Linked DNA regions of Homo sapiens: regions 1 and 3 are each linked to region 2. Evidence: read pairs that join two places in POLR2A ChIA-PET (ENCODE). Cell type or tissue: OCI-LY7. All regions are shown on one strand.

What was found. Peaks named below come from ENCODE experiments on the same cell type or tissue, not always from the same donor. Only the 100,000 strongest peaks of a DNase experiment are listed, where the experiment ranks them.
Region 1: POLR2A ChIA-PET joins it to region 2 with 13 read pairs; 3 of 35 experiments call an interaction of 5 or more read pairs at or near these places.
Region 3: POLR2A ChIA-PET joins it to region 2 with 17 read pairs; 3 of 35 experiments call an interaction of 5 or more read pairs at or near these places.

Annotation. Positions count from the first base shown.
Region 1 is chr4:140,620,004-140,622,503 of GRCh38, reverse strand. TBC1D9 (TBC1 domain family member 9) reads left to right here. Exons shown (of 21, transcript NM_015130.3): 21 at 1-1,722. The coding sequence ends at 309. Among named protein-coding and RNA genes, the nearest start is that of UCP1, 52 kb to the right of the region's middle. In OCI-LY7, no CTCF peak of the experiment used is centred here; DNase peaks (open chromatin) are centred at 1,133 and 1,413; H3K4me3 peaks cover 2,105 bases; H3K27ac peaks cover 2,500 bases.
Region 2 is chr4:140,719,873-140,722,372 of GRCh38, reverse strand. The region is part of intron 1 of TBC1D9 (TBC1 domain family member 9); the gene reads left to right. Among named protein-coding and RNA genes, the nearest start is that of TBC1D9-AS1, 9.0 kb to the right of the region's middle. RefSeq lists an enhancer at 1,365-1,424. In OCI-LY7, no CTCF peak of the experiment used is centred here; DNase peaks (open chromatin) are centred at 1,172 and 1,742; H3K4me3 peaks cover 1,910 bases; H3K27ac peaks cover 2,198 bases.
Region 3 is chr4:140,828,840-140,831,339 of GRCh38, reverse strand. No RefSeq gene overlaps it. Among named protein-coding and RNA genes, the nearest start is that of TBC1D9, 74 kb to the right of the region's middle. In OCI-LY7, no CTCF peak of the experiment used is centred here; a DNase peak (open chromatin) is centred at 1,279; H3K4me3 peaks cover 1,666 bases; H3K27ac peaks cover 2,076 bases.

The DNA.
Region 1 (2,500 bases), 100 kb after region 2:
TACTCGGTGCTGAGTGCCGGCTCCCACGAGGAGGACAAGCTGCACTGCGAGGACATCGGAGAGGACACGGTCCTGGTGCGGAGCGGCCAGGGCACGGCGGCACTGCCCCGGAGCACCAGCCTGGACCGGGACTGGGCCATCACCTTCGAGCAGTTCCTGGCCTCCCTCTTAACTGAGCCTGCCCTGGTCAAGTACTTTGACAAGCCCGTGTGCATGATGGCCAGGATTACCAGTGCAAAAAACATCCGGATGATGGGCAAGCCCCTCACCTCGGCCAGTGACTATGAAATCTCGGCCATGTCCGGCTGACACGGGCGCCTTCCCGGGGGAGTGGGAGGAGAGGGAGGGGAGGGATTTTTTATGTTCTTCTGTGTTGAGTTTTTTCTTTCTTTCTTTTAAATTAAATATTTATTAGTACCTGGCTTGAAGCCTAGTGTTTTCATAATGTAATTCAATGAAAACTGTTGGAGAAATATTTAAACACCTCAATGTAGGTACATTACACTCTTGTTGCGGGGAGGGGATTTACCAGAATACAGTTTATTTCGTGAATTCTAAAAAACAAAAAGATGAATCTGTCAGTGATATGTGTGTATTATAACTTATTAATCTTGCTGTTGAGCTGTATACATGGTTTAAAAAATAGTACTGTTTAATGCTAAGTAAGGCAGCAGTCATTTGTGTATTCAGGCTTTTTAAATAAAATTAGAGCTGTAAGGAAAATGAAAAGCCACAAATGCAAGACTGTTCTTAAATGGAAGGCATAGTCAGCGAGGGTAAATCCTATACCACTTTAGGAAGTATTAAAAATATTTTTAAGATTTGAAATATATTTCATAGAAGTCCTCTATTCAAAATCATATTCCACAGATGTTCCCCTTCAAAGGGAAAACATTTGGGGTTCTAAACAGTTATGAAAGTAAGTGATTTTTACATGATTCCAGAATAACACTTGTATTGACCAATTTAGACAGATACCAGACCAATTTTGCATTTAAGAAATTGTTCTGATTATTTACGTCAACTCATTAGAATTCAGTGAAAAGTAACAGTCTTTTGTCACAGAGAATCTGAAAGTAGCAGCAAAGACAGAGGGCTCATGACAGGTTTTTGCTTTTGCTTTGCTTTTGTTTTTGAAAGAGTAAAAGTACTGATGCTTCTGATACTGGATGTTTAGCTTCTTACTGCAAAAACATAAGTAAAACAGTCAACTTTACCATTTCCGTATTCTCCATAGATTGAAGAAATTTATACCACATATCGCATATGACCATCTTTCCATCAAATCAATGTAGAGATAATGTAAACTGAAAAAAAATCTGCAAGATAATGTAACTGAATGTTTTAAAAACAGAACTTGTCACTTTATATAAAAGAATAGTATGCTCTATTTCCTGAATGGATGTGGAAATGAAAGCTAGCGCACCTGCACTTTGAATTCTTGCTTCTTTTTTATTACTGTTATGATTTTGCTTTTTACAGATGTTGGACGATTTTTTCTTCTGATTGTTGAATTCATAATCATGGTCTCATTTCCTTTGCTTCTTTGGAATATTTCTTTCAACACATTCCTTTATTTTATTATACATTGTGTCCTTTTTTTAGCTATTGCTGCTGTTGTTTTTTATTCTATTTACAGGATGATTTTTAAACTGTCAAATGAAGTAGTGTTAACCTCAAATAGGCTAAATGTGAACAAATAAAATACAGCAAATACTCAGATACAGCTTTTTATCTTTGTGCTTGAGTTCCTGCCTAAGGCAATAACATTATTCTTTTGACAACTTTTGCAGGGGAAATTATATCAGGCAACCATTTTGATTAAGTAAATAAATTTTATAGGCAAACATAGAGAGAGAAATACAATTTGTAGTATATCAATGACTATATTTAAAATAAGGAATATAATTGTTATCAGTTATCTAACTTAAAATGCTTATCCATAATGATCAGTGATATTCAGCTTTTTAAAATATGCTTGTTGGTTGCATGTCTGTCTTCAAAACCACAATGAGATACCATCTCACACCAGTCATTAAAAAGTCAAAAAAGAACAGATGTTGACGAGGTTGTAAAGTAAACAACACAAATATACCGTTGGTGGGAGTGTACCTTAGTTCAACCATTGTAAAAAGCAATGTGGCAATTTCTGAAAGAGCTAAAAACAACTACTATTCAACCCAGCAATGCCATTACTGGGAATATACCCAGAGGAATATAAATCATTCTGCTATAAAGACACATGCATGTGAATGTTCATTACAGCAGTGTTCACAATAGCAAAGACATGGAATCAATCTAAATGCCCATAATGGCAAATTGAATAAAGAAAATGTGGTACATATACACCACGGAATACTATGCAGCTATAAAAAACAAGATCATGTATTTTATGGGAACATGGATGGAGCTGGAGGCCATTATCCTTAGCAAACTAATGCAGGAGCAGAAAACCAAATGCTGCATGTTCTCACTTGTAAGTGGGAGCTAAGCGATGAGA
Region 2 (2,500 bases):
TATCTGCAGTACCAGATGGAAAGGTTAAGGGGAAGGATTTCAACAACCACACTTGGTTGCAGTTTACATTGCTGCTTCTCTTTATTTCTGAGCTTTTTTCCCCCTCTTTCATTAATGGAAAATGAATGAGTGAAATTTAAAAGTGATTAGTGGAATTTCTCAGGCATGTTCCTTTCCTTGTTTCCATGCCATTTGAAGCTATTATGGTTGAAGCTTGGTCTGAGTAAACATTTTCTCACCCCCCATAGGCTCCCCTGCTACTATGAATTGAACTTCAGTTAACTACTTCCATTGATTAAAAAACAGACTCCTATAGGAGTCCCAGGACAGGGGAGGAATAAATCCTGGCCTGGTGATGGGACAGGCCAGACCTGGGAGAATGGGCTAGGTATGTAGATCCACTGAGGCTAGGCATGGAGTCTGGTAAGGGCTCAGCAGAAGGCAGTTGGTTAAGGTCTAGGCCGAGATGAGCAGATGTGAGCAGGTAGAAGGACTACATGCTCAGGAGATATGAGGTGTTGGGCAAGTTATCAAGACGGGCATTCAGTCACAGGAGAACAATTCTAGACACTGGGTCAAAATGATCCTGTTATTAATAAAACCAGCAGGAAGATGGGGGTTTGGAATCTATCAACATTCCAGAAGTTACACAAATGGGGATTACGGAGAATACTGAAATTGTTATAGATTATCAGCTAAAAATAATGAAAATGGGAAGGATGCTGTGGAATCTGAAGTAGGTAGGGATTGAAATAAGGTTGAATTTTCTGGAAGCTAGAGAAAGTCCAATTATTCCTCTTTGTATTTGTGTGACTTCCCTCTTAGCATCCTCAACTCCCTTGAACTTATCCTAGAAGCTGATGCATCGACACTCCACAGGCTCTGGAGTCCAGCCGCCCTGGCCCAATGACTGGAGCTGCCACTTAGTAGCTGCCACCTGGTAGCTGCATGCCCCAGTGTCCTCATTCATCAAATAGGGATAATAATTGCATGTATGTCTTAGGATATTGTGAGGATTAAATTAGAAAATGCACATAAAGTGATTAGGAGCCTACCTGGCGTAAGGTCACCACTGTTAGCTATTACTGATGATATTTGATTGTTGTTTCAAGGGTTAATTGAAATAGTGTATGTGTGGCGTATCTAGTACATTTTAGTTTCACTTCTGCCTTTTTGTAACAAAGCCAACCAGAATATAAACAAGATTTATAGTGCAAATGGAGACCATGTTCCCCAGACCCCGCTGCACCCTCAGAGAGGGGCCCCCAGGATCTCCAGTCTTCCCCACCCTTCTAGGTCCACTTATCTGCGGCCAGTTAGGTGCGGTGCAAGTCCGGGAACCTTCTTCAAAGACTGGCTGAGCTGAGTGAGGGCTCTGACCTCGGTGAAAGAGCACTTTCCAGGAGCAAAGAGAGAAAGGAGCTGCACTTGCCTGTTGGGCCACTGTGGCTCCTGTCTGGGCGCACACACAAAGAGCTGGTCTGTGGTCTCACCTACAAGGGTCATGTTGTTCCCTTCCAGAGAACAAACAGAAAATATTAAACCTGCTGAGGCTGGAACTTGTCACTGAGGTTAGAAGCTTACGGGTCACCTTAGAAACCAGCTCTTCAAAGGTTACTCCTCCAGGAAGAGGGTGCATTAAGGAGCCTTTCCCCTAACAGAAATAGCAACAGCAGAGAACTTGCCCTCTTCTCTGGGATGGCCAATATTACCACCCAGGTAATATGCTGGTATCCTCACTGGCCCTGACGGGCCACAGCCTGCATTTCCTGTGTGTGGGAAGCAGCAGAATAGACTGGCTTGGACAGTTGAGCAAATCCCAGCTTTGCTCACTTAATGTCTCAGCCTCCATTTCCTCATCTGTGAAATGGAGATAATAATTAGCTGGGGTTTTGTGCAGATTAAAGAGATAATTCTGTATTAGGAAACCTCCTAGCCTAAAAGAAGGGGCTTAATAAATCTCCTCTTCCTCATAAGAAGTTTCCTAACTGGTCTTCTGCTCCTGTTGTCTCTTTCCTAACTACCACACACTGTTGTTAGAGTGGTTTTTATACAACAACACATGTGACTCCTGAGCCCAGAAACTTTTTGTTTTATTGATAAAGTTTAAGCAGTTTATCTTGAGGCTGCCCACCACAATCTGATGTCTATCCCAAACCTTTCAAGCACTCCCTTGCTATTGAGCTGATGGACTTACTGCTCCCCACACATCCCATGTGCCTTCCCACCTTGGGGGCTGCCTTCAGCCACCGCAATCGGTACTATTTATTGAACACCTACCAAGTGCCAGGTGCTGTGCAAAATTGGTTCATGTGCAATATTTCCTTTAATCCTCATTACAACCTCTCAGGAAGATACTATTATCTTCATTAAGTGGGTGAAGAAATTGTGGTTTTTATCAGTTATATAGCTTGCCCCAAGGTCATGACCCTAGGAAGCAGTGGAACAGGGATTCCACCCAGGTTCTTAATGCAAAGCCTGTGGTTTTGAAAAGCTACCT
Region 3 (2,500 bases), 110 kb before region 2:
CGAGTCTTTAAAATGATGGACCAATGTATCCCCTGATATGATGTGATAAGAAGAGTAATTCATCTGTGTGGTAGTCTTCACCATAAGCCTATAACCCCACTCTAACCATTTGTTGGACAATTTGTCTAATGGACAAATTGGGGAACATTCTACAAAATACCTGACTAGCACTATTCAAAACTGTCAAGATCAGTCTTTGAGAAACTGTCACAGACCAGCGGAGACTAAGGAGATAGGATGACTAAATGCAATGTTATAATATCCTTAGTGGGATCCTATAACAGAAAAGGGGCATTCATGGGAAAAAAATGGTGAAATCTAAATAAAGTCTGCAGTTTAGTTAATAGTAACATATCAATGTATATATTTAGTTTTGATAAGTGCACGTCAGTAATACAAAATGAAAGCATTAGGGGAAACTGAATCTGGTAAGAGTCACATGTGAACTCTTTGTATTTTTGCAACTTTAATGTAAATCTAAAAATATTCCACAATTATAGGTTTATTTTCAAAAATGATAGGCCAGTAGTAAAATCTAAATTATGGCTTGTAGAAACCAATTTTTCCATTGGCTTCACCGTTTGTAAATCAGCTTCCACAATCCTGCCTCTTGGATGTATCCTTTAGGTAAAGGGACAGTTCTTTGAGGATTTTCCAAAAGATTCCTAACTTAAATGTTATATCAAAAACAGGTTTGGCATGGGAGAATATAAAGCACTTGTAAGAGCCTCATATAAATGGTCACTGAAAGAGAATACAGATGTATTGAGAGACTAAATGGAAAGTAATGTCACCAGGCAGGCTATAGACCAGAGAGGCAGAGCCTATATTTAATCATCCTTCCTGGTCCCTAGTCTGTTGCCTAAATAAAGACATTTTCCAGATAGATAGATAGATAGATAGATAGATAGATAGATAGATAGATAGATAGATAGATAGATAGACAGATACTAAGAAAGTTTACTACCAACAGACCCTCATTAAATTTACTTATAAAAAATAACAAAATTATGTAAATTGGGAGAGGAGCGGTCAATGTTAAAATATTCAGCAGCTGTTGATTTATTTCAGAGGGAGGTGAAGATATTGATTTACTTCAGATTCTGTTAAAGCAATTGTGTTCATTTAGTTAATCTTGCACAATAAAATTTCAAGGTAAACCTATGACATTCAAACTTAAGACTTCAAGGGGAATTGGACCAAAACATGGGCTCCTCCCTTTTCTCTGTTCCACTTTTCATTCTCTGCTTCTCCCTAGAACTAGAGAATTCTCAGGCCCATGACAGGTGTTTGTTGCATATGAGGATCAAAAACTATGTGAAACAAAGAAACAGGAAACTGTAGATAATAACCTAATGAACTGTAGATTCAAATCCAGTGGCAACAAGACTGGAGTCATCCTCTTAGGCCACTCCAAAGTCCTAGGGAGGGAGAAGTTTCTCAACACTCTCTATCCTCCAGCTGCACTGGACTACTAGCTATTTCTCAAACACATCATGCTTTTCCACAACTCCATGACTTCCTCCATGCTGTTCCTTCTATGGAATGCCCTTGCACTATCCTACTTCTTCCTCAAAGTCCAGTTTAAGCCTCACTCCTGAAAGGCTTTCCCAACCCCTAGGCAGAGTGAGTTTTTCCTTCTTTAATATTTCCCTAGTGCCCTATTTACATCTCCCTGTAACACCAACCCTATTGTAGAGGTCATTTTTTCAGCCTGTTTCCCAGAAACTGTGAGCTCCTGATGAACAAAGTGCCTGACACACAATAGGTGTAAAAAAAAAAATGTTAAGTAGGTTGATAGATGGATAAGTGGATGGATGGGTAGGTTGTGGCAGAAAATAGTCAGATGCCCAACAAATCCACTTTTCCTTTCTCTTGAGCATGCTTTTAGATTACATTTCCTAGCCTCTTCCATCTAGAAGAGGCCATGTGACAGAGTTCTGGCCCATAGAACATGTGCAGAAATCATGGGTGCCATTTTCAGGATAGTCCTCTAAAATCTCCACACCAACCCTCCACATCATCTCTCCCCGTGTGCCAGGCAGATGCAGATGACCCAGTAGAAGACGCCAAGGCCCATGGCAAAGAAGCCAAGTGGAAGAAGCCTGAGTCCCCAAACAACTGAATGGGGCAGAGACCCCTTGTCCTGAATTGGATGATGACATGAACAAAAAATACACCTTTATTGTGTGAATTCACTAAATTTGGGGATTGTAAGAACAGTTAGCCCAGCTTGACTATACATGAATGAATCTAAGAAACAACATAGTTGAGTGGGCTTCTGATTTTCCAAGGAACATCATTAGCTCCATAAAGTCCACTGGCTCATCCCTAGACCATAAAATTCTTGCTATTGGTGTTGTCTTGATTAAAAGAAACAAGCAAATAAATAAAACCCTTTATGATGAAGGTGACCTCTAGCTTTTGGGGAGTCAGGAAACATTCTCCTTTTTTGGCAGAGCTGCCCCTAGAACACTGAAAATCCCATAGGTTATATTGC